3 separate regions of the Mus musculus genome follow, and regions 1 and 3 are each linked to region 2. Evidence: chromatin loops called from intact Hi-C (ENCODE). Cell type or tissue: left cerebral cortex. All regions are shown on one strand. Links, peaks and the distances in the headings refer to the core of each region. The heading gives the core; the rest is flanking DNA. Region 1 holds the start of Med18 (mediator complex subunit 18). Region 2 holds the start of Snhg3 (small nucleolar RNA host gene 3). Region 3 overlaps Phactr4 (phosphatase and actin regulator 4).

What was found. Hi-C counts contacts between places; a loop is a spot of excess contacts. Peaks named below come from ENCODE experiments on the same cell type or tissue, not always from the same donor. Only the 100,000 strongest peaks of a DNase experiment are listed, where the experiment ranks them.
Region 1: it touches region 2 in a loop (2.1-fold over the local background); 2 of 42 quality-filtered maps call a loop at or near these places.
Region 3: it touches region 2 in a loop (2.4-fold over the local background); 15 of 42 quality-filtered maps call a loop at or near these places.

The regions. Positions count from the first base shown.
Region 1 is chr4:132,459,955-132,470,237 of GRCm38, reverse strand. It overlaps Med18 (mediator complex subunit 18), which reads left to right and starts at 6,317. Exons shown (of 3, transcript NM_026039.3): 1 at 6,317-6,464; 2 at 7,230-7,373; 3 at 10,125-10,283. The coding sequence starts at 7,301. In left cerebral cortex, for the core only: a CTCF peak has its summit at 6,027 (motif pointing left); a DNase peak (open chromatin) is centred at 6,274; H3K4me3 peaks cover 1,923 bases; H3K27ac peaks cover 1,234 bases.
Region 2 is chr4:132,347,832-132,358,114 of GRCm38, reverse strand. Phactr4 (phosphatase and actin regulator 4) reads left to right here. Exons shown (of 13, transcript NM_001161797.1): 13 at 1-2,192. Snhg3 (small nucleolar RNA host gene 3) reads left to right here and starts at 4,429. Exons shown (of 3, transcript NR_003270.2): 1 at 4,429-4,518; 2 at 5,417-5,452; 3 at 5,872-6,182. It overlaps Snora73b (small nucleolar RNA, H/ACA box 73b), which reads left to right and starts at 5,589; the gene lies at 5,589-5,793. Snora73a (small nucleolar RNA, H/ACA box 73a) reads left to right here and starts at 5,136; the gene lies at 5,136-5,340. RefSeq lists a cis regulatory region at 4,171-4,690. In left cerebral cortex, for the core only: CTCF peaks have their summits at 4,490, 5,171 and 8,421 (motif pointing left); DNase peaks (open chromatin) are centred at 1,810, 3,422, 4,431, 5,122 and 1 more place; H3K4me3 peaks cover 2,388 bases; H3K27ac peaks cover 1,225 bases.
Region 3 is chr4:132,406,765-132,417,047 of GRCm38, reverse strand. Phactr4 (phosphatase and actin regulator 4) reads left to right here. Exons shown (of 13, transcript NM_001161797.1): 2 at 3,925-3,978. The coding sequence starts at 3,963. Among named protein-coding and RNA genes, the nearest start is that of Phactr4, 11 kb to the left of the region's middle. In left cerebral cortex, for the core only: CTCF peaks have their summits at 5,005 (motif pointing right), 5,572 (motif pointing left) and 8,819; DNase peaks (open chromatin) are centred at 5,083 and 5,519.

The DNA.
Region 1 (10,283 bases), core at 1,107-9,106, 110 kb before region 2:
CTGTCTCTAAGAGCCTCCGTCCAGGAAATCTGAGCCCCAGTGGGTTAATTATCTTCAGACAGAAAACAAGGCTGACTTCCCCAGACAGCAAAGTGGTGGTGGTGGGGGAAACAGACGACCCAAACAGACAGTTACAGTTCAGCTAAAAAGCAGGAGCTGATCTTTAATCTTTTATGGACGTGTGTAATACATTAACTATTATAGCTATCCCCTCTAGGCAGCTTAACCCCTGGTCAACCTGCAGCTGGGGTGAGTTGGCTAGATGGAAGGGAACAGGTAAATATGGCAATTACCCTCAGGCAGTAGACTTTCTGCATAACCCCCACCCCAGATTAAATGGTTCCTGCTGTTTGTCACCCAGGGGGTGGTGCCGGAAGATAAACTCTAGAGTCAGCACCCAGGGAGGAGCATTAGACACCAAACGACCTGGAGTGTTTTCCTCTGTCCTCCCAAACCAAACTCCAAGGACTGTATCATTTTTTTTGTCACCAGGTGTTTTCCTGTTCGTGATTACGATTAAAAACCAAGCTGCAGTTATCATAATAGGAGACAAAGAAATAAACAAAGCCAACCCAAAGGTGCAGACCCACTGAGGCTGTGCATCTTTGTAGAGGACCACTCTATAAGGTTCAACTCCTTTTCTCAATGCTAACATGTTTGAATCGGAGTTCGCTAGGTTTCACTTATAATGCACGAAGACACATGGACCTAGAGGGGTTTCTTTTGCTTAACTTTTTTTTTTTCTTTAGTGGGGCAGGGGAGGGTGGACAAGGACTTCTATAGTTCAGGATGGTTTTGAACTCACTACGTAGCCAAGGATGACCTTGAACTCCTGATTCTCTTGCTGGCATCAAAGGCATTTTATCTGCTAGGCACCTCCTCTATCACCAAACTACAACCCAGCCCATTATTAATTTAAGACAGGGTCTCCTTGTGGGGCCAGGCTGGCCTCTAACTGACAATTCTCCTATCTCTCAAATTTTGGGATTATAGGTATTCATCATCACACTCAAAAACTGTAGTCTTGTTTTTTAATTTAATTTAATTTGTTATTGGTGTGTGTGTGTGTGTACATCACAGACCAACTTTTGGGAGCTATTTGTTTCTCCCCACTGTGTGATCTGGGATCAGAATCAACCCATCAGGCTATCTCTTTTACCTGCTGACCCATCTTACTGGTTAGCTTTAGATTAGAGTATCTTTATGTCACTAGCTGCTGGTGTTCAGTGATCCTCCTGCCTCAGCTTCCTAAGTAGCTGGCATCCATCACAGGTATACTCTACTACATCTGGCTTGGATTACTCATGAAAACAGGTGGCCAGAGAAGGCACGGTTAATAAAAATCAGAAGGATTTGAGAGACGTCAGAGATAGTCAAGCCCACTTTGCCAGCATGAAGATCTGAGGTCCCTGGAAACCACAGGAGTAAGAGGAGAGTAAGAGAGCGTGCTTGCCTTCATCTCTGTGCAGGGGAGGCCCAGGTGGTGGATCTCTGGGCCTTGCTGGCCAGTCAGCCAGTCTAGCCACCTTGGTGAGCTCTGGGACAAATGAGTCTGTTTCAAATAAATAAATAAATAAATAAATAAATAAATAAATAAATAAATAAATGGTGAAAGGCTCTTGAGCAACAGTAGTTACAGTTGACCTATGGCCTTCACAGGTACTCTGGCACACATACATATGAACTCCTCCAACACCCCCAAGCATGCATGCTTGAAAAAAATGATTTTCAGGGGGATGAAAATCAAGTGAATGAGTCCTACGGTTCAGTGGGAAGATAGAGGTTTCTAGAAGGCTGAACAGAAGCCGTACAGGAGGTAGATCTGTGAGCAGGGCAAGGCCAGAGTGAGCCACACAGGTGGGGAGGGTTGGGTGTTCCTGATCAGAGAGGAAAGGGACGTGGGCAGATCATCTCAGCATTTAATGGCCTTGATTTTACTCTCACAGAAATAGGAACAGACTTGGTGTCACAGAGAACGGAATTTAAATATGAGCTCAGGCTGGGCAGTGGTGGCGCACGCCTTTAATCCCAGCACTTGGGAGACAGAGGCAGGCAGATTTCTGAGTTCGAGGCCAGCCTGGTCTACAGAGTGAGTTCCAGGATAGCCAGGACTACACAGAGAAACCCTGTCTCGAAAAACCAAAAATAAATAAATAAATAAATAAATATGAGCTCAGATATTTAGTAGCAGTGTGGCCCTGGGCACGTTTCTCTTCTCTTCTCTTCTCTTCTCTTCTCTTCTCTTCTCTTCTCTTCTCACCTTATTTAAGCTTTAATAAAGACCTGGTTGTCTCAATAACCCACATAAATCACTGGACATTCTGTTCTGAAATTTGCATCTCTATAGAAGAAGCAGGTCTCCTCCAATCAGGAGCTCACAGAGCACTTATTTGCCCAATATTGTAGGAGGGGGGAAAAAAGTACTACTATAGCCCCAGCACCCAAGGCAAAAATCTGGAGAATTCTGACTCTGTCTTCTCTCTCCTCCCTTCATTGAAGAGTCATTAAACCTATTCTGTCTCCTCCTCTTTCTTCTTTAGGACAGAGTCTCTGGGGAGGGGCTATATTTTAGTGATAAAGTATTTGCCTCAAATGCATGATGTCCTAGGCTCATTCTCTATTATGTAAAAAAAAAAAATCCCCAAACAAACCAGGTCTTCTGTATGCTGAGCCAGCCTCAAACTCACCTGAAGTCCTAATCTTATTGCCTCTACCTCCTGGGTCCTGGAATTACAGATGGGCAGCTTCATCACTCTGCATTCAACGGAGGACTTCACATATGCAAGGCAAGGAATGTACCCAGAGACGTACACAACCATTTTATATGGCCTTTAATTTGGGGTGGGGGACAGAGTCTTACCATGTCTCCTGAGTGCTGGAATTAAAAGCATGTGCCATGATGACCTGCTTATGACGCCTTTTAAATTCCATTTATTTGTTTATTCTTGTGTCAAGGTGTACATGTGCCAGGGTATACAGTATACATACAGAGGTCAGAAGACAACTTTTGGGACTCTCTCATTCAAACACTTGGGTCCCTGATAGTCAAAGCAAGTTTCAGGCTTGGTGGCAGACATTTTCTTTCTTTCTTTCTTTCTTTCTTTCTTTCTTTCTTTCTTTCTTTCTTTCTTTCTTTCCTTCCTTCCTTCCTTCCTTCCTTCCTTCCTTCCTTCCTTCTTTCTTTCTTTACCTACGGTGGCATAGTGCCAGCCTTTTATGGTTTTGTTTTGTTTTTACTAGCACATATTAATTACACATAATCATGGGTTTCATATGACGTTTTCATACGTGTACAGAATATGTATTGGTCACAGCCATACATACCCTACGGATTCCTCTAGCCCCTCCCCAGTCCCACAGATTCCCCCTGCTCCTTCCTGCCTAGCTGCCATTCTACTTCCATTGTGGTTTCCCCAATGAGTTTCGTTGGGCTTGCTTACAGGAGCAGGTGTGCTTTGTCGGTAGCTTGCAGCACTGAAGAAAATGTCTCCCCTTCGCCTAATAAACTTTAATTGCTGGAAGTCTTCAGGGAGGGGTGGGGCCTCCCAAACCTCTCCCTTCCCTCGGACAGGTTGGGCCCAATCTTAAGCAGATCTAGCTAGGTAAGCACAACACTGTGAGTTCAAACCGGCCATGACCACACCATGCCCGGAAGTCAGCATTTGACAGCAGCAGCACTACCCCTTCCTCGGGCCTCCTCTTCTGTGATGCTCTCTGAGCTGTGGAGTGTTATGGGAGCTCTCTCATTCATGGCTGAACATCCAGCAGTCTCTCATCAGTCTGACCAACTAGTTAGGAGTCTCCTCAGGGATCCCTGCCCACTGAAAAAGGAAGCTTCTTTGAGGAAAGCTGACAGACCTATTAACCTCTACCTATAAACGTAGCCATTTGGAAGGCAATTTGACTGGTATTTCATGTTCTTCAGCAAAACAACAGCAGTGTCTTCTACTAGTACTGGTGACCTCACAAGCCGCAGGCTTTTGACTAGGTTTACAGTAGCAGATGGAAATTTCTCCTGTGGTGCAGGCCTCAAATCCAACCCTAAAGTCTTAGGAGCTAGTTACTCAGTTACTCAGTATCAGTGTTAGTATGCACCTGGAGTCTTACTTGTCTAGTCCGTACTGTTGCGTGTAGATTCACAGTGTGTGCTCTCTCCCCCTCCCCATGTGTTTTGTGTGTGTGTATTTTGAGACAGAGTGTCATGGTGTAGCCCTGTTTGGCCTGGACCTCACTACTGTAGCCCACGCTAGCCTGGACCTCACAGAAATCTATCTGCCTTTGCCTCCCATGCACCACCAGGACTGGCTCTCCATGTTATTTAACATCATCAGCTAAATGAAGAGGGTGGTGGCTCACACTCACACTTGTCCTGAGCCTTGAGTTCCAGGAAAGTGTGGACTACAGTGTGCGTGCTACTGTCTCACGAGTTTTTTCATTAACCTCTTTTTTGTTTTGTTTTGTTTTTTTGTTTTTTGTTTTCTGAGACAGGGTTTCTCTGTGTAGCCCTGGCTGTCCTGGAACTTACTCCGTAGACCAGGCTGGCCTCGAACTCAGAAATCTGCCTGCCTCTGTCTCCTGAGTCCTGGGATCAAAGGCGTGCACCACCACCTCCCGGCTTCGTTAACCTCTTAAAACATTGCCTTACAGGCGTTATTAATATTATTTACAGTGCTGGGGATCAAACCTCAGGCCTGACACCCTGTACCACTGAGCTGTATAGCCCTGCATTTTTCTTAATCTTAAATACTCAACTTCTTGTTGTTGTCTGAATGTCATAAGTGATTATGTTGATATATACTGAACTAGACCATTCCATGATTACAAAGAAAGATGTATTAGAGATTAAACTGTCAAGCCATGGGAGGAGGTGGCAGAAAGAAGAACAAAGTGGCAGAGAAGCAAGCTGATTTCATGTGACAGCAAGGTGGAGCCCTGAGCTGATACAAGCTGCCCAGACTGACTGGGAACCAGGTACCCTTGCCTGAGGTAGTGACCTTTGGGGAAATGTTAAGGAGGGAGGGGTCCTGAAAGATTAAGGGTGCCTCACTCTATGTCCCTTATGTGTTTGGCATATGTACAGAGTTCAATAAGTACTTGTTGAATTTAAAATCCTTATCTATCTATCTATCTATCTATCTATCTATCTATCTATCTAATGTATATGTGTGCCTAGATATATGTGTACCATGTATGTCCTTTAGCATGGATGCCAGATGAGGGTGTCAGATCCCTTGGAACTAGAGTGGCAGGTGGTTGTGAGTCACATGATATGGGTGTTAGGGCTGAACCCAGGTCCTCTGAATAACAGCAAGTGCTCTAAACTGCTTAGCCATCTTCCCAGCCCCTAGTTATTTATTTATATTTTGTGTTATGAGTGTTTTTGCAAGTGTGTATGCATGTCTACCACACGGATGCAGTGACTGATGTAGTCAGACAAGGTAATAGAGCCCCTGGAAAGGAAATTATAAATGGTTGTTAGCCACTATGTGGGAGTTTGGGACCTCTGAGAGAGCAGCAGGGGCTATTAACTGCTCAGCCATCTCTCTAGCCCTTATTAATTAACTTATTTATTTATTTATTTATTTATTTATTTATTAAAAACCTCACAATATTGTTTAAGCGTTGAATGGCTCTGCTGGAGAGATCCTTACCACAGCTTCCCAAGGTTCTCAGATTTGAACTGTGCCTGGTCCCATGTATTTAAAGTTATGGTATGCACTGTAAATTGAACAAGTTTGCTGTTGTTTTGTATTAAACTTATGGCCTTGCACATGTCAGACAAGGCTCTAGCACTGAGCTGTTTCTCCAGACCCTTGAAAGCACACAAAATATTGTTCCTGCTGAGGTCTATATATAAATACACAACGCTGTGGTTAGCGTTTCCGATTTACAACATACCCCTTCCTTTTCTTTTTCTTTAATTTAATTTTTAACTTATTCATTTTACATCTCTTTCACTGCCAGCCCCGCCACCTCCGCCTCCCTTCTTTTTCAATGTGACTCTCCTTCCTCGCTCCCCCCAGTGGCTGAGTTCAAAATTTAAATATGGTATCCAATCGGCTTTATGAGATCTGATCAAAACATCCAGGTCGTCGAAGCTGAAAAAAAAAAAAAAAAAAAAAAAAACGTATCCTAGAGCTGTCCTATGACAGTCACCTTCCACGGTACCACTCTAGACTAGGACCCCAAAGCAACAGCAGCCCCGAACCTTGCGCGTGCGCTCTTGCACACCGGTGCCAGAAGGCGGGCGCGTTCCTTGCCCTCTCGGCACCCTTACTTTTCGGGGCGGTAGCGGAGAAGTTTCCTGTCCCTCAGCTTCCTACCGGAAGTGCTGAAGGGAGAGTTTGGCGGTTTCTCTGGCTCTGCGCTGGCGGCATTTGGGGGTGCGGATTGCGGGTGTGCACGCGTGGATTTAATTCCAGCTTTACAAGGATCTGTAGCGCGGACGGAGACGTGTTGCTAGTGTAAGTGCACACGTGTCCCGGCTGCCCGCGTGGGAGGACCGGGACAGTCACTCTAACTTCATATTTCCCGCCTGGCTCATTTGCAGAGGCGTTCTCATAAAGGCAGAACCAGTTCTAGTTACATCGCTCGTGTGCCCTGGGGCCTTTCCCTGAGTCTGCATGGCCTCCGCATAGAGTGAAGGGTGGACAAGGTCCTTAGGTCTCCCTCGGATCTTTTCTTTTGTTTTTTCTTTGAGACAGTCTCACTGTGATGCCCTAATTGGCCGGGATTTGCTATATAGACCAGTCTAGCCCGAAGCTGCAGCCGTCCTTCTAACTCTGTCCCCAAGTATTGAGATTACAGATGTTCCCCCCAACACAGCCGGTTTTTATTTCTTTATGTTTGGAAACGAGGCCTCTCAGTGTAGCCCAGTGTAGTTACCATTTTTGAATATGAATGTCGGTTTCTTTCGAGCCAGGTAGTGGGTGGGGGAGACGAGGGCTGTGGGGTTAAACACCCTTGGTCTTATTTTAAACGAGACAGTAGGTTTCGGAACAAGAGGTTACATAGCTGCCTCGAGATTACATAGAAAAACGTTTATAAGGTTCAGAACTTGATACTAGATGGCTATTCCGTATCTCCGGAGCTAGAACCCCTCTTATTCCCGAGTCACCCGTTCTTGGAACCGGCTGTATAAGCAGATGTGCAAAGTTAAGACTGAATGAGCTTTGGTTTCAAGGCCACTGCCGCAGCAAACAGGGTATGGACAAGTGTGACTTTTCCAGGTGGATCCTGTGCTTCTCCGGTTGGAAGATCTGTTTGCAGTTCTGTTGTCTTGAACCTAATTAGAGGCATCATGGAGGCGCCTCCAGTCACCATGATGCCCGTCACTGGGGGCACCATTAACATGATGGAGTACCTCCTGCAGGGTAAGTCAGCCAAGGAGCTTGTGTTACCAAGTTTTCAGTTTTTTCTGGCTAGAGCAAGTTGAGATGACTTATAGGCAACTGTAGGGTTCCTGTAACTGTGTTTAAAAGAGGGTGGGTGGGAAGATGGCTCAATGGCCAGAAACTCACTCTGTAGACCCTTCTGGCTGCAGGGGCCTGGGATTATAGATATTTACCACTATTGTCCTATTGTCTGTTCTCTCTCTCTCTCTCCCTCTCTCCCTCTCTCTCTCCCTCCCTCCCTTGCTCTTTCTTTCTTTCTTTCTTTCTTTCCTCTATTTTTGTTTGTCTCCGTATAGTTCTCGCTGTCTATAGACCAGGCTGGCCTCGAACTCAGAATTCAGAGGTCCATCTGCTCTGTCTCCCAAGTGCTTGGGATTAAAGGCACAAGCCACCACTGCATGACTTTCATTTTTTTTTTTTTTTCATCTTGAAAAATTAAAACTCAGGCCCGAGGAGAAGGCCCAGCCGTTAAAAGCACTGGCTGCTTCTTGGTTCAATTCCCAGCACCTACATGGCAGCTCACAACTGTGTGTAACTCCAGTTGCAGAGAATTTGATGCCCTAGTCTGGTCTCCATGGATTCAGGCATACAGGTAGTTCACAGATGAGCTTGCAGGCAAAACACTCCTTCTTACACATAAAATTTAAAAACAAAAAACAAGAACAAAACAAAACAAACCAAAAAAACCTCATACCGAGTCTCCCTCTCACCTCTCCACTGTGTTTCCTACCTTAGCTGCTTAGATGCCCCACATGAGTGAGGTCCCCAACTGGCTTATTTCTCCTAGCATTATATCCTTGATAAAGTCATGTCCTATGACAGAATTTATATTGTTTTTGTTGTTTGGAAGCAGTACTAAGGAGCCCAGGCTGATTAATTTTTTTCAAGTATGATTAAAATGATTCTTTTAGATTTTTAAATCTTATTTTATCTGTATGAGTGTCTTGCCTGCATGTGTGGGAGTCAGAGGTCAGACAAGTATGTCCAGTTCCCTGAAAAGGAGTCGTGGACGATTATGAGCCACCGTGTGGGTGCTGGTGGACACCGAACCCAGGTCCAGCACTCTTAGCTGCTGAGCCTCCTCTCAAACCCCCAGGCTGACCTCTAACTGGCTGGGTGTCCAGGAGCAGTGTTAACCTCTGATCTTCGGGCCTGAGCCTAACTGTGTGCATGCGCTGTGCATGCTGACTGGGCTGTGTCTGTTGTTGAGTTAGCATTGTTATTTCATAGTTCATTCATTTCGGTACGTGTCTTAGCTTTTTGTTGCTCCACGGCCTCCATTTTAAATGTGTATATGAGCACATCACAGTGCCCTCACCTCTCCTAGTACAGTTGGGCTGGGCATCTGGTCTCCTTCTCATTTTTGGTTACAAAGAAAACAGCTGATACAGGTCAGGGGACATGTGGTGGTTTTATCTTTATATTTATTTTTGGAGCTTCAGTTTTTTTAATTGTTTTTTTTTTTTTTTAAGATTTTTTTGTTTTGTTTTTGTTTTTGTTTTTCGGTTTTTCGAGACAGGGTTTCTCTGTGCAGTCCTGGCTGTCCTGAAACTCACTCTGTAAACCAGGCTGGCCTCTAACTCCAACTCGGAAATCCACCTGCCTCTGTCTCCCAAGTGCTGGGATTAAAGGCATGCACCACCCCTGCCCAGCTTTTTTTAAGATTTTAAAATACCATTTTTAGTTCTCTGTGCATGTGTTTCAGGGGATGGTACATGCATGCGAGGCAGGAGGTGCTGGGATCCTTGGAGTTGGAGTTACAGGTTGTGAGCCACTTGATGTGGATGGGATTGAACTCTGGCCTCTGCAAGAGCAGTACAAACTCTTTACCTCTGAGTGGTTTTCCCAGCCCCAGTCTTGCAGCGACTCTATTGCCTCAGACTCCTGAGTGCCTGCATGCCTGGCTCAGTTAAATAACTGTTTAATCTTATTTAATCTTTGTTGTTGTTTAATTTTATTATTTTATAGTGCTAGGAATTGAACCCCGAGCCTTCTGTGTCAGTCCTCAGCCGTTAAGCTCCATCCCTCAGCCTTGGTCCTCTTGGTGCCTTGATCAAACCCCAGCAAGGCCTTGCATCTGGAGCACATGGTCTCTCACAGATCTACACCCAGCCACAATGATTTATTTATAGCCAATGCAATTTTTCCATTTGTAGAACAAATTCAGATTTTCTTTTTCATATAATTATACTTCAGAACAAGAAGCCGGGCATGGTGATAACACCCCTTTCATCCCATTAAGGCAGGCAGGTGCTGGAGCAGTAGCTGAGAGCTACAGCCTGAGCCACTGACAGAAAGATGGGGGCCCGCTTTTGAAAACTCCCACTGACACACCTCCTCCAACAAGGACGTTCCTCCTAGTCCTTCCCTAAACAATAGGAAGTAGAGACTAGACATTCAAATCCAGGAGCTGTGGGGGCTACTGTCATGCAAACCACTACCCGGCATTTGCTGCTAAGTCAGACAACCTGGGTTCAATCTGGGACCCACAGGGAATCCGTTCTAGCGGGTTATCCTCCAACCAACATTTATGTGCCATTGTATTCTCGAGTTTGCCGAGACAAGAATGACTAAATATAAAACGTTTTGAATAGACAAATAAATAGAATCCCATGGATTGTTCTTAGAAAACGTTGCATAGAACTATTTATTTGGTGTGTGTATCTTTCGCTGGTTTCATGACCCTAAATGAAATGAAAGCCGGGACTCACTGTGCTTGTGCCTCTTCAGGAAGTGTTTTGGACCACAGTTTGGAAAGCCTCATCCATCGCCTCCGAGGTTTGTGTGACAACATGGAGCCTGAGACCTTCCTTGATCACGAGATGGTCTTCCTGCTTAAGGGCCAGCAGGCCAGCCCGTTCGTCCTAAGGGCCCGGCGCTCCATGGACA
Region 2 (10,283 bases), core at 1,324-9,323:
TGCTCCCCTTAGAGAAGAATGAGACACCGATGCTTTGAGCCTTTTAACAACACTGCAGTAGACTTGAGGGTGTCTCTCACCAGCCACAGAAGCACAGGGCCTCTTACAGGTTTTGAGTTTTTCTGGCTACGGCACACGCTGCCCTAAGACAACTTGGTGTGCTGAGGCCGTTTGTACCGTGAGCCTTACCTGTCTGTCCTGTCTGAGAGCCGCTCAGGGAGGCTCATTCCAACCCTCAGGTTCTCTTACCAGGAAAAAAAACATTCGGACACACCAGCCCTTCCAGCAAAGGCCCGCTTCCAGAAAAGTGCTTGGACTTCTCTGCATAAGGTCTGACCAGAAGGAAGCCAGTGCAGGCTCCGGCCTGTTCCTCCCTCCATTTGGCACTTGTCATCCTAGGTCCTTTTTGTTTTGAGACAAGATCTTATCCTGTGGCTCAGGCTGGCCTCAAACTCACTGTGTAGCCCAGGCTGGCCTCAAACTTCTGTCTCAGCCTCCCAAGTGCTGAGATTATAAGCATGAGCCTTCATGCTCTCATCCTGATTTCAAAGTGAGCTTAAAGAAATGGGGAAAATCCATTCATTATGTAGTCTGAGCTGTAATCAGAATCCAAATGATCAAATGAGAAAGCCACGTGCATTTTCTATGTACAAACCAAGAAAAAGGCCTTACTGTTAATGCCGGTTTGGCAGAGAACTGACTCACGGGGCAGACTTTATTATACGTTCCCTGTACCAAATGATACTATAAATCACTTTGGCCTGTGGGAGCACTGTGTGGGAGCACTGTGCGCTACAGGTGCCCATGCTCACTCCTTGGTGCTGTTGGCCCTCCTTACTGCACAGCCCCTCTACTGAATTAGCCCCTCCCCCTCCCGACAACGAACACCTCACTTGCCTTCCCATTCCTGTTGCAGCCAGGCCTCCCCACTTGTATTGGGGTGCAGATTTGGTTATGTTTTTCAAAGAACTTTTTTCCTGAAACCCACACAGCCTTACTGTTCCTGCCTGGATTCTACTTACATTGTAAGTGGAAGGGAAATGTAACTGGGTTTGTCGCTTTTCTTTTTGTTTTAGTCTATACCTCAGTATGTAGCCCAGGCTAGCCTTTGACTTGAAGTCTTCCTTACTCAGCCTTCCCAGTCTGCGATCATCGAGGGCAACGGCCACACCCAGCTTCTACTCACCTTAACAGCTAGTGGATTGTGGCTCTTAAAAAGGCTTTGCTTTCTTGTTTGTTTGTTTTTTGCTTTATTCTATTTCCTGTCTGTATTCTTTCAGCAATTTTCTCCTTGTCAGCATCACACTTATTAAAGAGTTAGAATATAGGGCAAACAAAAAAAGCTAAAGTGACCTTAAAACTAGTACTTTCTTCTCTATGAAGGAAAAAGTGCTTTTGTTTGTTTTTTCTCTTCCTGCCATGTAGTTTCTGTCTATGGAACAAAGACTCCTTCCCACTCCGTCCCCATCTCCTCAAACCTTGATATTGCTTGAGTAAAGGAAGAGAAAACAACAGTTCTGTCAAGTCTGTGAGTTGTCTAGATACAAGGTTGCCAGAGCTGCTAACCTTTGCGATTACATCCTGACCAAGGCTCAGTTCTCACAAGCAAGGCCGGTGCTCCGCCCCTGCTCCGCCCCTGCTCCGCCCTGCTCCACCCTGCTCCGCCCCGTTTCTCCTTCTCTGTCCCAGGTTTAGAGAGTACTTTGCATATGCCTGTGCTGTCTGGGGTGTGGTAACCTTTTTTTTAGACAGGGTCTTATGTAGCCTCACTATGTAGCCAAGGATCCCCTGCCTCCACCTCCCGAGTACAGGGCTCACAGATGCACCCACCATACCTGCCGGCCAGCAACGGCTTCTCTCAGCTGTTCTCCCTCACGTGCCAATCCTGAGCTCCCGTCTGCTTGTGTGTGCCATCAAGGGCTCTGACTCTGTTCATCTCATCTGTCTTCTGAAGCAGGATATGTTAGGGCTGCATCTAGGCAGTGGTTTTGTTTTTATGTATATAAAAGTTGATTATGTGTCTTCTTTCTGTAAGTGGAAGCTTACAGTCCTAATGTAAAGGACTTAAAGCCTCGCTGTCGCATGTTAAGATGCTTCCCTACTGTACAGAATCCTGTAAAATACATAATTACGTTGTATATCAGCCTTCCTACCAATCTTAATTATTAAAGTATTTTAGAATATCAAAAAAACTGAATTTGTGTTACTTTTTACTTTTTTAGTGCTGGGCATTGAGCTCAGGCCTCATGCATGTTAGACAGTCACCCTAAGCCATATCCCTCACCTCTGGTCTTTTGTTTTATTCAAGAAGATTAAAACAACTTAAAAGTGACACCCAAAATACTGCTAACGACTTCAAATAAAAAGAAGATAAATGATAATGTTAAATGTAGCCAGAAGTGAAACTATCATGTTTGTTTGTTTCTCTGAACAAACAAAAATCACAGGGCTGGGATATAGCCCAGTAGAGCACTTGCCTGGGATCCCTGTGTTCAGTTCCCAGCATCAAACAAGACAAAGTGTTCCCGGTGGGTGCTTCTGAAGCCAAGAAGGGTCAGAAGTTCAAGGTCATCTTGAATAATATAACAAATTCAAAGCCAGCCAGCATAGCCCAGGGTATATGATATTCATTCCCCGGCCCCTCTCTCTAAATTGCAGAGAGAGGAGTATTGGGAACCCCCTATGTCTGGTAACTCCACTAGGTGCCTCACCTGCCTAACCACTCCCCACCCTGTCTGGAAAATGAGATTGTGTAGGTCAGGGTTGGTTTTTTTTTTTTTGTTTTTTGTTTGTTTGGTTGGTTGGTTTTGGTTTTTCGAGACAGGGTTTCTCTGTATATCCCTGGCTGTCCTAGAACTCACTTTGTAGACCAGGCTGGCTTCGAATTCAGAAATCCGCCTGTCTCTGCCTCCGGAGTGCTGAGATTAAAGGCATGCGCCACCACTCACGGCTGTTTTTTTTTGTTGTTTTGTTTTTTTTTGTTTTTGTTTTTTTGTTTTAAAGGTCAAGACAAATACTATATATATATATATATATATTTTTTTTTTTTTTTGTTTTTGTTTTTGTTTTTGTTTTTTTGAGACAGGGTTTCTCTGTGTAGCCCTGGCTGTCCTGGCACTCACTTTGTAGACCAGGCTGGCTTTGAACTCAGAAATCTGCCTGCCTCTGCCTCGAGAGTGCTGGGATTAAAGGCATGTGCCACCACGCCCAGCTGACAAATGCCATTTTTACATATGTTTGAGAACAAGGAGTTTCAACAGTCCCTTACAAGGATTAACTCAATATGGCCCACAGCTGAATGAACCTCAGGTTGGTGTCACCAGGCTGGTGTCACCAGAGTGGCTGGTACTGCCTGTCCTCTCTGGCAGGCTGCCCAGTTTCTGCCCAGGGCACCTCAGCAGTGACTCATTTGCTGCTTGGCACTTGGCACATTACCCTTCCCTAAGCGTGAAAAGAAACCAGTAGTCAGAACTTTTTGTTGGATGTTTCTCTGATCCCATGTTCCCGTGGTCCAGATTATTAGGTCTCCCCTTGTTCCTGCAGCTTTGGGGTTAAAACATCTCCAGAAGGTTGTTCTGAAGGTTCACACTGCCCACTGTTTTTCGTGGAGAGAGACTGAGGTCTGAAAAACCATGTCAGAAAGGAGAGGGCAGAGCCAACAAGATGGCTCAATGGGAGCTGGGTGTGGTGACGCACGCCTTTGATCCCAGCACTCTGGAGGCAGAGGCAGGCGGGTTTCTGAGTTCGAGGCCAGCCTGGTGTACAAAGAGTTCCAGGACAGCCAGGGCTATACAGAGAAACCCTGACTCAAAAAACAAAACAGAAAAACCTACACCATCACGCCCAGACAGCCATTCTTTCAAATAAATATTTCACAACAACATTCATCAGGCTTAATTTCATGTCTTAAAAATCTGGGAAACAGCATTAGTGTTTTGTTTTTGTTTTTTCGAGACAGGGTTTCTCTGTGTGGCCCTGGATGACCTGGAACTCACTCTGTAGACCAGGCTGGCCTTAAATTCAGAAATCCGCCTGCCTCTGCCTCCTGAGTGCTAGGACTAAAGGCGTGCGCCACCCTCCCGCCTTCAACCAGGAATCTTAACCACTAAGCCACCTCTCAGGCCCCCTCCATGGGAAGTTTTTAATTGTAGCATCTATGTTCTGTATCAACTGTTCCTTCCACAAACAAAGTAGATTCAAACTCTGGAATCTAGAAAATATTTCTCTAGGCTTTTTTTTTTTTTTTCATTTTGCATATACCAGTGTATCCAGGCCGAGAGGACAAACCTCACAAGCTCAACAATTTCACGCTAAGACCGCCAACACCTTAGTAGGGTAAAAGTTCTCGATCCCATCAGCCTTAGCGCATTTCCAATGCTTCTAAGTGAGCGTAACCCTGCGCAGGCGCAGGCATAGTCGACCACGCCTGACTTCCGGGCGTTACTTAAGGTATAAATATGGCTGCGTCGGCGCGGGTCTGTCTCTCTAGGCGTCGCTCTCTTGGTGTGCTTGTTCTTGGTGAGTACAGTGCGCTGCTCTCGGCTGCTGAGGGTTTGCCCGCGCGGTCCCGCACGGGCTCCGCAGACAGGCAGGGTCGCGGCTGGGCGGACCCGGTGTGGGAGGCCGGGCTCACTAGCCGAGCATGGCGTGAGGTCACGCGCCTCCGAGCCCAGTAACCGTTTTCTTTCGGGGATCCCAACGCTCGCAGGATTATTGCCTGGGAGACTGAGTTGGTCTACGCACTTTCCTTTAATGTTCACTTTAAGAGGACAGGGTCTTTGGTTCCTGCCTTGTGATTTGAAGTGTTAGCCGCCTTCCAGCGTTCGGTTTTAACTTAATCATTTCGCCTTGCTTCCCAGTTATACTTTCTCTTCACCTTGTAACGGGATTTCTGCAGTTTTTTGTTCATTAATCTCCCATTTTTCAGAGGACCCTTTTTTAGGTAGATAATTTCTGGATAGTTTGGTTCCGATGGGGGTGTTGTGTTCTGTTTGCTTCAAGATCTGAAAAGGTGGCTGAAGTCTGTAGTCACAGCACTCTGGAGACAGGCGTTTTTGGGGTTTTTCCTCCAGCTGGAGGTCTGGCAAAAGGACCCTGTGGCATTTTGTCAAAAAAAAAGACATTACCATGACTATCCGACGTGGATATCCCGGGAGGTCACTCTCCCCGGGCTCTGTCCTAGTGGCGAGCGGGAGCTTAGGGCATTGCCCGGTGATGTACAGTCCCTTTCCACAACGTTGGAGATAAAGCTGGGCTTTCGAGTCTGCGCCTGCATATTCCTACGACTTCTCAGAGTCCTGTGGACCATGACTGAGGAGACAAACCATGCAGGAAACAGTTTTTTAAGTCATGCAATCTGGGGGTGCGTCCGAGTACTCTAAGGGTTTAACTTACTGATTAAAGTCTTCTCTTGCAGACCCGGTCAATGATTTCAGGTACTTTGTTGATGGAGGTACGTTCACCCTGAGGCTGGCTTAGTGCTTTCTGCTCCATGTGTACGTTATTAGTGATATACACTGTGTGTGTGGGGGGGGGGGGTGTAGTCGCCTGTTGAAGTTGACTAAACGTTTGGGTGCTAACCAGACATTCCAACGTGGATATCCCGGGAGGTCACTCTCCCCGGGCTCTGTCCTAGTGGCGAACGGGAGCTTAGGGCATTGCCCGGTGATGTACAGTCCCTTTCCACAACGTTGGAGATGAAGCTGGGCTTTCGAGTCTGCGCCTGCATATTCCTACGACTTCTCAGAGTCCCGTGGACCATGACTGAGGAGACAAACCATGCAGGAAACAAAAATTTAAATTCCTAAGGCTTTTGGTATGTCAACTTTAGGAACCTGATGTTTGTGTTGTTTTTTTTTTCCCCTCTTCCAGGAAAGAAGAGAATCAGCGGGGGCACCTACTGAATAGTTATTATATACAGCGTGCTAAAATTTTGTCTGTTACAGCCTCGGCCATTAGAAGCTGGGGCAAGCTTTTCTGCCTACTTAACTCTGGTAAATACATTTCTTTTGATAGGTTATGTCTAGATTTGAGAACCTTCACCATGGTTCTCATTTTTTGAGGTCCCAACAGGTTTCCCCCAGACCATATTATATAAACCATATATGTCATTTTTCTGTTCCCACATTCTCTGTAAGATTATTGTCATAAGTTAAAATCTGAATTAAAGCATTTGAATGTCTTTTCCTGTGATTTAATGTGTGTGTGTGAGCAGAAGGCTGCAGGTGGGTCAGGATAAACCCTGAGTGAGTGCTTGGTCCCTCCAAATACTAAGATTGTTCCTTCCTCTGCTCTGGAGTGTGAGATAGGAAACTGGTCGAATGGATGAGTTATGTGGGAAGTTAGTCCCAAGCAGTTCAACATGGATAGGCCTAACAGGGGCCTTATGATATGAGGTAGACTGGTCCCTAGGTCATAATGGAAAATTGATGACTCTGCTGCCTGCCTTGATCATGGAAAAGTTAAGACCCTCAGTGATGGGGCCACTGGGGAGATACCTTGAAGGTAGGCCTTAGAGATGCTGTGTTTCCCTGTTCTTGAAAATGGGTGTGAGAATTGGTGGCCTCTGGGGTTGGGGAGTGTTTGCACTTAGACCAGAAGGGATGTGAAGCAAAATGGAGCTGCAAGACTGGCTAGTGGAGCCCCTAGGTCTACTTTTTTTTAAAAGAATGATTTATTATATGAAAGTACACTGTAGCTGTCTTCAGACATCCCATAAAAGGGCATCAGATACCATTTAGGTTGTGAGCTACTACATGGTTGCTAGGATTTGAACTCAGGACCTTCAGAAGAGCTGCTCTTGCCTGCTGAACCATCTTGCCAGCCCAGACCTCTGATTTTTAAAGTAAAAAGCCATTTCACCTGCCCTTGTTTCTTGTACCTGGTCTTCCAGGTACAGCAGAAATTTCTGCCTGTGTTTCTTCACTTGTGATGAGCTGCCTGCCACTACCATGGCCAAGTGCTTCAGAGTGTTATTTCTTCCCTTGTGCAAGTACCCTTGATTGCCAAAATTTAATGGTTGTTTTGGTGACCTTCAGATGTCCTACCCATGTATACAACATGCTTACAATTCACTGTTTGACACAGGGCTGGGAGTATAGCTTAGTGCTTGCCTAGAGTGCGCGATGCCCTAAATTAGTAGGAAAGATTAGTTCCTAAACTCTAGAGCAGACCTGTCAAATTTAAAGCCTTCTAGGTTTACATGGTGAAATTCTGCAAAAGATAGGGAATCTTAGCAGTCGTAATTGGTACACACCTAACTGGATAGAGTGGGTGGGATGGCTCAGCAGTAAAGAGCACAGAACTATAAATGTCTAGTTCTATAATAAACTATAATAGCCTGTGTAGTCCTGACCTGGAACTCTAGACCAGGCTGGCTTCAAACTCCCATCTGCCTCCTAAGTGCTGGAATTAAAGGTGTGCCACACTACTACCCAGTCATATACAAGGTCTTATAAGAATAATGGGGTTGGGAATGGTTCAATGGTTAGAGCACCTACTACAGTATCCATGTAACATCCTGGCTTCCTGAACGCAGGTATGTATCGGGACAGTATGTACACAAGTATTTAACAAAAATGATTGGTGGGGATCTGAGCTAGCTTAAAAGTTAGGACACTAGTCTGGCATCTGAGAGGCCCTGAGTTCAAGTCCCAATGTTGACATTAAGTTGATAGCTCAACCCTAAACAGAAACAAGGTCCCAAAACCCCTCTAATGACTGACAACTTCTGGGACTCTCCTTTTTGTCTTTCAACACAGGGTTTCTTTGTGTAGCTTTGCTATCCTGGAGTTCCTTCTGTAGACCAGGCTGCTCTAGACCTCAGATTTGCCCCCCTGTGCCTCCCTCATTCAGGGATTAAGGTCCTGCACTGCTAACACTGGGCTGATTTCCCCCATTTTCTCAAGATTTATTATTTTATAAAGGCTTTTTAAATATATAATTTGTGCATCAGTGTTTTGCCTCTATAACTATGAAAGTGTCAGGTCCCCTGGAACTAGAGTTAGATGCTTGTGAGCTGCCATGTGGGTGGTGCAGAAAATTGAACCTGGATCCCCTGGGAGAGTGCTCTCAATGGTTGAGGCATGTCTTCAGCCCCCTACTAACATGTGAATGACTCCTGTGTGTTTGTGTACCATGTGCATGGAATCCCCTAGAAATGGAGTTAGATGGTTAAGAGGCTGCTCTTTCAGAGAACTGGAGTTTGGTTCTCAGCCTCACATCTGTAACTGCCCCAGAAGCTTCAACACCCTATTCTGCAGTCTGCATGCACTGGGCCCTCATGCACAAACCCACACACAGACAGACATAGTTAAAAAGAAATGATTTGAGGGGACTGGAGAGATGGCTCAGTGGTTAAGAGCACTGCCTGCTCTTCCAGAGGTCCCAGCAACCACATGGTGGCTCACAACCATCTGCAATGAGATCTGACGCCCTCTAATGGTGTGTCTGAAGACAACTGCAGTGTACCTTTTTATAATAAGTAAATCTTTGGGCCGGAGTGAGCAGGGTTGACTGGAGCAAGCAGAGCGAGCAGAGGTCCTAAATAAAATTTCCAACAATCACATGAAGGTTCCCAACCATCTATACAGCTACAGTGTACCCATATGCATTAAATAAATAAACAAATCTTAAAAAGAAAGAAAGAAAGAAAGAAAGAAAGAAAGAAAGAAACGGTTTGAGGACTGGAGGGATGGTTCAGCCATTAAGAACACTGCCTGAGTTCAATTCCCACAGTGGTTGTGACTCAGGTTGAAGATCACTGATTTAAGCACGGTCTAATCTGGGAAAGGGTTAGTACATGGGCTTCTAGGAGCAGGCCCTTGCTTAATTGTCTTCACACACACACACAGCTGGGCTTCAAAAAGTCCCTTGAGAAATGGGAATGACCATGGGTGGTTCCTGGGGTGCACTGGATAAGATCATGACAGATAATACCCTATAAGTTTACTGTAAGTATTGAGATACCCAGAAAATGCACATCTGGGAAGGCAGTAGGGTGATACCCAAGTTCATATATGTGCAGACTTTAAGCATCATTCATTGCTTTTAAGTCCCCAACCTCACCCCATAAGATTTATGCATATGAGCACACTGTAGCTGTTCAGACACACCAGAAGAGGGCATCGGATCTCATTACAGATGGTTGTGAGCCGCCATGTGGTTACTGGGAATTGAACTCTGACCCTCTAGAAGAGCAGTCAGAGCTTTTAACTGCTGAGCCATCTCTCCAGCCCTGTTTTAAGTCTTTGTTTGTTTGTTTGTTTGTTTTTCAAGACAGGGTTTCTCTGTATAGCCCTGGCTGCCCTGGAACTCACTTTGTAGACCAGGCTGGCCTCGAACTCAGAAATCTGCCTGCCTCTGCCTCCGGAGTGCTGGGATTAAAGGCATGTGCCACCACGCCTGGCCCTGTTTTAAGTCTTACTTGGTCATATCTCTAAGACAACCTTCACACCAAATGTTTACTGGAATTCTTAGCTGGCAAGGGACTCCAGCAGGCTCTGGAATGAAGGGCTTCATCCTTTTAGTGTTTCCTGTCCTACTCCTGACGTAGTGTTACGGGTACATGGTAGCACACAACCATCTATAATGGAATCTGATAACCTCTTCTGACATGTAGACATACCTGCAGATAAAGCATTCATACATAAAATATATAAGTGGATTTTAAAAGTCAGTGAGAGCCGGGCATGGTGTCGCACGCCTTTAATCCCAGCACTCAGGAAGCAGAGGCAGGCAGATTTCTGAGCTCAAGGCCAGCCTGGTCTACAAAGTGAGTTCCAGGACAGCCAGGGCTACACAGAGAAACCCTGTCTGGAAAAACCAAAAACAAAATGAGATTGAGGGACAGAGGCTTGGTGCAGTCCTAGCACTGGGAAGCTGAAGCAATTAGGATTTGGAGTTTGAAGATAGCCCGAGGCTTTACCAAAACAATAAAAAAAAATCATTTATAAGGCAAGATCAGTGATGGGCCTTTTTCTATAATTACATTAAGCCATGTGAATGAATACCATCTTGGAGAAAGACCTCAGTTTCCAGGGTGAAGCTTGGAGAAACTTCACAGTTTACCATCCAGGAGAGGAGGCCAGGATGGAAGCAGAAGTCAACCTGAAAAGGTAAGACGACATCAGGGGGTCGCTTTGGAGCTGGCACTGCACAGCAGGGGAAATGCAGCTGACAAGCAGTTGTCCAAAGGAGGTGGCTCTGTTGGTAACGGTGTCTGCTGCCAAGCCTGAAGGCTTGACTCTGCTCTCTGGAACCCACAAAGTGGGAAGACAAAACTT
Region 3 (10,283 bases), core at 1,395-9,394, 59 kb before region 2:
CTAGGCACAAAGTTCTAGGCCAGTCTGGACTACAGGATAAGGCCAGGGTTTGAAAACACCCCTCCCCCCCCAAATTACATGACTTTTTTTTGTGCTGTTAGAAACCAAATCCTATGAAATGTGTTTTCCACTGAACTTCATACATAGATAGCCCTTGGTTCTTTAGATTTAGTAGCTTATTTTAAATCTTCTAAGTTTAACAGCTAGGGATTTCTTTATATTTCCTTTTCTTCCTCCTTATTTATTTTTTATTTTTTAAGATTTATTTATTTAATTTATGTATGCAAGTACACTGTAGCTGTACAGATGGTTGTGAGCCTTCATGTGGTTGTTGGGAATTGAATTTTAGGATCTCTGCTCACCCCACTTGCTCTGGTCAACTCCACTCGCTCAGGCCCAAAGATTTATTATTATACATAAGTACACTGTAGCTGTCTTCAGATACACCAGAAGAGGGCGTCAGATCCCATTACAGATGGTTGTGAGGCTCCATGTGGTTGCTGGGATTTGAACTCAGGACCTTTGAAAGAGCAGTCAGTGCTCTTACCTGCTGAGCCATCTCGTTAGCCTCTTAACTCACAGTGGTCAGACTGCCTCTGCTTCCTGACTGTTGGGATTAGAGGAACACCTCTGGCTCAATTCAGCTTTTTTGACTGCTTTTTCTTGCCTAATCACAAGCCATACTTTCCTATTTGTTGACTCTCTGGCTTTTTAGACCCTTTTTCTTTGGCTTTACACACATACACACCACATTACACACAGGCACATATGTACTGGCTGGCCATTTAAAGTAATATGATCTGGCAGCTCTGGAATAAACTTCCCTTGCTGTGGGTTTCTTTTGGTCTTGCTTGGTAGCTTTCTTGGACTAAACTTGTAAAGTGTGTTCTTTGTTCTATGTACCAACTGCAGTCTGCACTTGTTTGCCTTAGTGGTTAAGTAATGATTAGACAGAGATTTCCCTAAGTGCTGTGAGCCAGTAAGCTTTCCAGCTTTTACTGAGGGCCTCTGGTGAGGCCCTTACTACCCATGACATGGCAGTGGTGGGGGCACACATAAGCAGGGAAAAGGTCAGGCACAGGTCTTTATAACAACTTGCCCTCTCAAAAACTTAACAGTTCTCTCAAAGTACCTAATTCTTCCCTCCCCATTATGTCCTAGCTCGTAAAGGTTCAATTTCCCAATACCAGCACCTTGGGGACAAGGTTCTTAACACATCTAAGCCTCAGCAGGCATCAGCTCAGAGCTCTTGATTCCATACTAACATCTCATTCTTTACCATTCAGGGCCCCTCTGTTGGTATACCTTAGCACACATAGGATGGGATACCACAGTACACATAGGATGGGATACCACAGCACACATAGGATGGGATACCACAGTGCACATAGGATGGGATACCACAGCACACGTAGGATGGGATACCACAGCACACATAGGATGGGATACCACAGCACACATAGGATGGGATACCACAGTGCACATAGGATGGGATACCACAGTGCACATAGGATGGGATACCACAGCACACGTAGGATGGTATACCACAGCACACATAGGATGGGATACCACAGTGCACATAGGATGGGATACCACAGCACACGTAGGATGGTATACCACAGCACACATAGGATGGTATACCACAGCACACATGGTATGATATACCACAGTGCACATAGGATGGGATACCACAGCACACGTAGGATGGTATACCACAGCACACATAGGATGTTATACCATTGTTCAGCATACATAGGATCATATACCACAGTTTCTGTGGTAAACTAGCTAGCTCTGGAGCTGGGCTACTCTGTTGATTGGTTCTTAGGCTGGTCCTCAGAGCTTTCTGCCATCTTCCTGCAAGAGAGAACTTTGGAGGTTACCAAGCATACTTTGAGGCCTTCCGGTCTGCCTGTCAGATGACGGTTAATCTCTCTTACCTGTTTGTTTTCTTTTTCTGTCATAGTGGTTGAGCCCAACAGTAATTTCTCAATTCCACTGTCATTATAGCTACTGTTTTCTTGTCTTGCAGTCAAGTAGTACATTCCTTCCCATGGCACCACCTGCCATGGCTGAAACTCTTAAGAGTTGGACCCGAAACACCTTGTGCCAGGAGAAATCTGTGCTGTATGTCTGACCCTGTATCTGCCCTGCCCTGTAGTCTACATCAAAACCCCATCTTAAACCCAGTTCTCTCTGCTAATAATTGATCCCAATTAGAGTTTACATTCATACTGCTGATCAGGGAATGTGCTTAGGACATAAGAGAGATTGGTTAGGAAACTGGCCTGGGCACAAAGCTAGATGAGGCAGATTTGACCCTCAAGAAGTTGAGTAAATATTTATATTCAGTCAAAATTCTTAGCTTGACATGGTATTGGAGATCTTTAATTTAACTCAAGAGGCAGAGACAGGAGCAGCTCCATAAATTGGCAAGCCAGATACTAAGTGAAACCAGGTCTCAAAAAACAGCAGGGCTGGAGAGATGGCTCAGTGGTTAAGAGCACTGACTGCTCTACCAGAGGTCCTGAGTTCAGTTCCCAGCAACCACAAGGTGACTCACAACCATCTGTAATGGGAATCCAGTGTCCTCTTCTGGTGTGTCTGAAGGCAGAGTACTCATATACATAAAATAAATAAATAAATATTTTAAAAAGCAAAACAAAATAAAACATTTTTCTGTTGCTTTATTTTCATACGTGAGTGCCCTAAATTTAGATTCCTGTACCCAAAAAGATAATTTCTTCTATAAAATTACTTCCCTCCCTAAAAATATACTTCTTTTTTTTTTTAATTAGGTATTTTCCTTGTTTACATTTTCAATGCTATCCCAAAGGTCCCCCATACCCACCCCCCCAATCCCCTACCCACCCACTCCCCCTTTTTGGCCCTGGCGTTCCCCTGTACTGGGGCATATAAAGTTTGCAAGTCCAATGGGCCTCTCTTTGCAGTGATGGCCGACTAGGCCATCTTTTGATACATATGCAGCTAAAGACAAGAGCTCCCAGGTACTGGTTAGTTCATATTGTTGTAAAAATATACTTCTTATCTCTGCTCAGAGATGCATATAAGTTGTTTTGTTATTTATGTAATTAGCTTTTGAGGCAGGATCTTTTTATTTAGGGTCCAGATAGCTCAGGCTATCTGGAACTCACTCTGTAGACCAGGCTGGCCTCAAACGCATAGAGATCCACCTGTCTCTGCCTCTCAGGAGTGGGATTAGAGCGGTGTGCCACAAAGCAGGTTTGTTTTTGATTTACACAAAACTTTGCCCTTTTCTTTACATATTGAATGCAAGATGGAGATTTAACATGTTGTAGGAGACTGAGGATAATGTATTTAAAAATGAAAAGTAGTGAGAGCTTGTCTCAAAAAGCAGGAAACAACACACACACACACACACACACACACACACACACAATTAGACTTAGATTTTTCCTGATATTTTAGTTTGTTATGCTTGTATCCCAATAATACCCCTTAAAACTCCCAGAAGGCAATGTTCATTTTTAAAATAATTACTTATTCTGTGTGTGCATGCATGGCACAGTGTCCGTGTGAAAGTCGAGAACTGTCAGTTCTTTTTGTCATTTGTGGTACTTTTGTTTTTTGGGTTTTTTTTGGTTTTTTTTGTTTTTGGTTTTTTTTTTTTTTTTTTTTTTTTTTTTTGGTTTTTTTGTTTTGTTTTGTTTGAGACGGGGTTTCTCTGTGTAGCCCTGGCTGTCCTAGAACTCACTTTGTAGACCAGGCTGGCCTCAAACTCAGAAATCTGCCTGCCTCTGCCTCCCGAGTGCTGGGATTAAAGGCGTGGGCCACCATGCCCGGCACTTATTAAAGTGTTAGTGAGTTGGGTTTATTTCAAAGAAATTTAGAAAATGGTAAATTTGATGTTTTCAGTATTGTTTTTACCTTTTCTCTTTTCAGAAACTACTCCTTCTCTCCCTACACTGGTTAGCAGTGGCATGGAAGACCCATCGGGTGAGTATGGCCTGCTTTTTTATGGATGCTTGCTCTTACCTGTTGCAGCGTTGAGTGCATTATCTCACGCTCAGGATGCTGATGTAGAACAGTGCCTCTCAGACTTTGTGCTCTCAGCATCCGTTCATACTCTCATCTGTTAGCTTTTGTCCTTTATTTTATTTTTAGTTTTTGCTTTTGAGATCGGATCTCTACCTAGTCCTGGCTGTCCTGGAGCTCATGTAAACCAGTCTGCCTCAAACTCACAGAGATCCTCCTGCCTCTGCTACCATACCCAGCACTAGGGGTTTGGTGTTCTTGTTTGTTTGTTTGGCTGGTTGTTTTTTTAATAAACTTATTTATCTTTATTTTATGTGCATTGGTGTGAGGGTGTCAGAGACCCTGGAACTGGAGGTACAGACATTTGTGAGCTACTTAGGACCTCTGGAAGAGCAGCCAGTGCTTTTAACCACAGAGCCATCTCTCCAGCCCCATTTGTTTTGCTTTTTTTGAGACAGGATTTCATTGTAGCTCCAGCTGGCCTGGAACTCACTATGTAGACCAGGTTGGTCTTGAACTTTCAGAGATCCCTCTGCCATTGCCTCCTGAGTGCTTGACAGTGCTGGACTCCATTCATACTTTTAACATAATTAAGGGTCCTAATGAGCTTCTGCTTGCTGACATTTACTATATTGCAAATTAGATGTAAGGGACTGAAAAGATGATTCCGTGGTTAGGAGAGGCACATACCTCCTGTGTATATGCAGGCATTGTAAAACAAGCTGTGTCCCCAGCCCTTAGGAATTGTATTTGAGATATTAATTTATTTTCTTCTGTCTTGCTCTGTTGCCATTGATGTGACTGAGGCTGAGCTTTCTGACCTGGTAACCAGAATCAGGAAGTTCAGGTTACATTTTTTACCTCAATTGAGATGACATACGCTTGTTTGTTTGTTTGATTGTTTGTTTGTTTTGTTGATTTTAATGAGCCTAGGTGGCTGAGCATGTTTTTATAGAAGTATAGCTAGCTCATTGGGAGATCTTTAGTTTGAACACTAGAGGGCAGACAGCACCTTGTTTATCGACCTAGTTATGTCATCAGGTTATTCTTGAAATTATTTTGAGGATTGGAGAGACTGAACTTATTTTCATAGCACCGTGACTGTTCCTAAAGATAGTGTTGATATAATAAGCTGCAGATAGTGAGACGTGACCCTGCACAGGGACATGCATGCAGGGGGCCATCCTCCAGGGGTCAGAGGACCACACCTACATTGTGTGAGATCTTTTCCAAGAACAGGGAAGTCGGAAGGAAGGGGGGAAGGAAGGGAGGGAGGGGAGGAAAAGAGAACAAAGCACAGGGAGATAAGTGAGACAAGAATGGCCATGGCTGGACAGTGTGTGTAACACCAAATGTTTCCAGTACAGTTGGGTTTGGACATCACTAGTCTCAAATCTGTAATGGGGCTGGAGAGATGGCTCAGAGGTTAAGAGCACTGGCTGCTCTTCCAGAGAGAGGACCTGAGTGTGAGTCCCAGTGACTCGACCCTCTGCGATTCCAGTCCCAGGGGCTCCAGTGCCCTCTTCTGGCGACTGAGGACACTGTGTATACATTGTGCATAGACATGCAGAAAAAGATTCGTACACATAGAATAAAATCTGTATTTTACAAAGTCTGAAATTCTTTGAATGCTAAAATAATTGTAAAATTCTGTCTGCCTGAGTGAGAATGGGGTGGACCACAATCTGAAAACAAATATATAAAATTACCTGTAAGTTGTATAGGACATGTAAATGAATTTCATGTTTAACTTATGGGTCTTTTCATATTTATTTTAATAATTTTTGTGTGTGTATGTTTAGCACAGCAGTGTAGAGGTGAGAGGACAACTTTTAAGAGTCTCTCCTTCTATCAAGTGGGGTCTGGGGATCAAACTCTGGGAGTCAGTATCTTTACCAACTGAGCCATTTAGATCCAACTCCCTCTACCCACTTTTGGGACAGGATCTCACTGTGTATCTATCCCTGGACGGCCTGGGACTCACTGTGTAGAGCAGGATGGCCAAGAATACCACTCTGCTTGGTTTGATGGTCCTTTTAAAGTAGGTTTGAGACAGGATCATATGCAACCCAGTTGGCTGGCCTTAAACTTACTATAAAGTGAGTTAAAATGAGTTTGAGGGCTACAGATGTGTGCCACAACTGGTTTTATGCAATGCTAGGGACTGAGCCCAGTCCTTGTGCATGCTAGGCAGGTACCCCCTGAATTGATCTATATCCTCTAAACCCCATCCCCAGGCATAGTTTCTTTGTGTAGCCTTCACTGTCCTAGAACTTGCTTTGTAGACAAGGTTGGCCTTGAACTCAGAGATTCAACTGCCTCTGTCTCCTAAGTATTGGGACTAAATGTGTGCACCACTACTTTCTGGCTGGTAATACTATTTTTAAAAATTAATATTATTGTAGTGCTTTGCCTACATTATATATGTGCACTGTGTGTGTGCTTGGTGCCTACTGAGGTCAGAAGGAGGCATTGGGTCCATAGGACTAGAGTTACAGATGGTTGTGAGCCACTGTGTGTGCTGAGAATTGAATCCCAGTCTTTTGCAAGAACACGTACTCTTAACTAATTCTCTAGCCTGTTATACCTATTTTTTGTTTTGTTTTTTGTTTTTCGAGACAGGGTTTCTCTGTAGCCCTGGCTGTCCTGGAACTCGCTTTGTAGACCAGGCTGGCCTTGAACTCAGAAATCGGCCTGCCTCTACCTCCCGAGTGCTGGGATTAAAGGCCTGAGCCACCACGCCCGGCTTTGTTATACCTATTTTTAATTGATTAAAATTGTTACATTTTTTAAAAAAATGTAAGAAACCATTTGTTAATGTAGTGAGCAATTCATTTGCCAAACCAATAAGGTCAGTTTCCTTTAGCTCTGTTTGTTTAGTGTGGAAGTCTGAGGTTATTCTAGAGTAAAGTGGGTGCCCTTGAGGGGTGAAAGTGACAATGGCCCAAAGGCCTAGTGTATCTATTATGTCTAATTTTGGTTTTGGTTTTGGTTTTGGTTTCGGTTTTGGTTTTTTTTTTGAGACTAGGTCTCTCTAGGCTGTCCTAGAACTTACTACAATGACCAGGCTGGCCTAGAACTCACAGAGATCCTTTTGCTTCTGCCTCCTAAGGGCTGGGTTAAAGGCGTGCACTACCTCACCCGGCTCTTATTGTGACTAAATTGAGTAGTACTTATGATGTGTAGAGCTTTTGGGTTTGTTGTGTTTCCTTGCCTCTATCTCAGCAGCTCTCAACCTGCGGGTCACATATCAGATATCCTTCATGTCAGAGATGCACACTATGATTCATAACAGTAGTAAGATTGCTGTTAGGAAGTAGCAACAAAATTCTATTTTTATAATTGAATTTTAAAGTTGAAATTTGAAGTTTTATCAAATTATCTAAAATAATTTTATTGTTTTATTATTATTATAAGGAACTGTGCTGAAGGGTCTCAGCATTAGGAAGGGTGAGAACCACTCTTTATCTGATCAAGGGGATTTATTAAGTGGCCATGCTCCTAGCTAGTGTGTCTTGTTTTAACGCTGATGGGAAATTTTTTATGATATTATCTTAACACTGGAAGCTAAACGTATGTCAACAATACAGCCCTTCCCTTCTGTTTAAAAGGAGGAGGAAGCATCGACTTGTGTGAGTTACAGTCCTTCAGGCGTAGGAGGTAAATTCCTCTGAGATTAAATGAGGCTAAAAGTAATGATAGTTCATCTTTCTCTTGTAGTGTTTGCTTTTTTTCCTTAAAGCTCTAAGAATAATATATGCTTGCTGTTGGTTCACACCTATAATCCCAGCTCTCTGGAGACTGAGGCAAGAAAGTTACCACTAGTTTGATGCTAGACTGAGATAAGTAATTAATTCCAGTATAGCCTGGTCTACAGATGATTCTCCATATCAAAAAATAAGATAGCTAGGTGGGTGGTTGGATGGATGGATGGATGGATGGAGAGACAGACAGACAGACTGATAGACAGGTAGGCAGGCAGGCAGGCTTGGGGGATGGTTCAGTTGGTAAAGCATTCCCAGAACCCACTTGAAAATGGTGGGCTTTGGGGGCTGGAGAGATGGCTCAACGATTAAGAGCACTGACTGCTCTTCCAAAAGTTATGAGTTCAATTCCCAGCAACCACATGGTGGCTCCCAACCATCTGTAATGGGATCTGATGCCCTCTTCTGGTGTGTCTGAAGACAGCTACAGTGTACTCATACATATAAAAAAAGAAAATGGTGGGCCTTGTGGTGATGTTTGTACCCCAGTGCTGGGGAGGTGGAAGCAGGTTGATCCTTGGGGTCTCCCTGGCTACCTAGGCCAGCCTGACTGATGAGATGGGCAGTGGTCTGGACAATGGCATATGGGATTGTGCTTGGGTCTTCATATGAATCTGCATAAACATGTACTCATGCAGGCATGCACACTTATACATAAACACATATGAGCACATGAAAAAATCACTACTAATAAGCAATGAATTAATTAGAAAATAAAATTTTCTTAGATTTTTTGTTTGTTTGTTTGGGAGAAAAATACCCAGAACTGACTCTGGCCTGCACACATATGTTTGTATGCACTTGGATCCAGAATACGCACAGAGAAAAGATAAAATTTAAGTTCTTAAGAGATTTGGACTTTTTTTTGAGACAGGGTTTCTCTGTGTATCTCTGGCTGTCCTAGAATTCACTGTGTAGACCAGGCTGGCCTCGAACTCACAGAGATCTGCCTTTCTCTGGCTCCTGAGTGCTGGGATTAAAGAGATTTGGAATTGTTAATGTCAGATAAAGTTAACTTTCTTTCTTTTCTTTTTTTAAAGATTTATTTATTTATTTTATGTTTATGAGTACACTGTTGCTGTCTTCAGACACACCAAAAGAGGGCATCAGATCCCATTACAGATGGTTGTGAGCCACCATGTGATTACTGGGAATTGAACTCATGACCTCTGGAAGAGCAGTCAGTGCTCTTAACCGCTGAGCCTTTTCTCCAGCCCCTAAAGTTAACTTTCTATATAAATAAAAGTAGTTGTGAGGCTAGGGAATTAGCTCATTTGGTAAAGACTTACTTTAAACTCTCTGGATCTATGCAAAAACGGAAGGTGTGATGGCTTGTTGTTGTAATCCTGGCACTGGGGAGGTGGGAACAGGCGGATCCTGAGGCTCCCTGTTCAGCCAGGCCAGCCTAACTGGGGAGCTCCAGGTCCCAGTGAGAGAACTTGTCTCAAAAAATAAGGTGGAGGGTGATTGAAGAATGCACCCAACATCTACCTCTGGCTTCCCTGTACCTGCATCATACGCACAGGGTAAACTAGTGAGCCTCTGTGAAAAGTACTCATGGAAACTAATTTATAATAACATATGCCTCATGTGGAAGCCAATTTATAATAACCCATAAAGCGCACGTAGCAAGATGATCTCAGTTATGTTGTCTTTTTCCTTCCTTTTTTAAACAACTGATAGGTGATTATTATGTGTTTATAATTTCTAGGCTTATGCGCATTTCATAATTGAAATGCACCATAACTCAAGAGAGCCTGGGGTTGATTTTCTCCTTTCCCCATGTGTGTCCTGGGGATGAGAGTCAGCTCATCAGCCTTCTGAAGCAAGCCCTTTTACCCAGTAAGCCATCTGCTGGTCCCCAAGTAGTTCTTGAATGCCATAATATACTGTGTTCTCTGCTATTTTATGAGGCTGTGAAGACAGTCCCCACCTTATTTATTTGGTTAGTTAGTTATTGTTTTGAAAGATAAGGTGGCACATACCTGCATGCAGCCCAGGCTACTCTTGAACAAACAGCAAGCAGTCTTCCTGCCTCAACCTGGCCACTACACCCACCATGTCTACTGTCGAGGAATATACAGTCCAACAAGGAAGCGACAAGTCGAGATGCTTGCAGCAAACGTTGCATGTGCAGCTGAAGGCAGAGGCATAGCCTCAGTAACTGATCACAGAGATGAGTGTCTCAGGCAGTCTCTCTCGGGAATGACAAGGTTCAAGGAAGGAACGTGCACTGGAGGTTGAAGCCTGGCAGCTGGACAGATTCAGAAAGAAAAGATGGAGAGAGTGGCTGGGTGAGTTAGATTGGAAGGAATGTGTTGCAGCTCAGAGCTCCGAGGGTCACCAGCTCTAAAGATGAGGGTAGATGAGGGAGAGTTGTGAAAATCAGGCACAAGGTCAGGTTCTCTGAATGCTTGCTTCTCATGCCTCAGGGGTCCAAGTGCCTGGAGTGTAGACTGCTATATGCTATATAGTATATTATGGGCTACCAGGGCTGTAGAG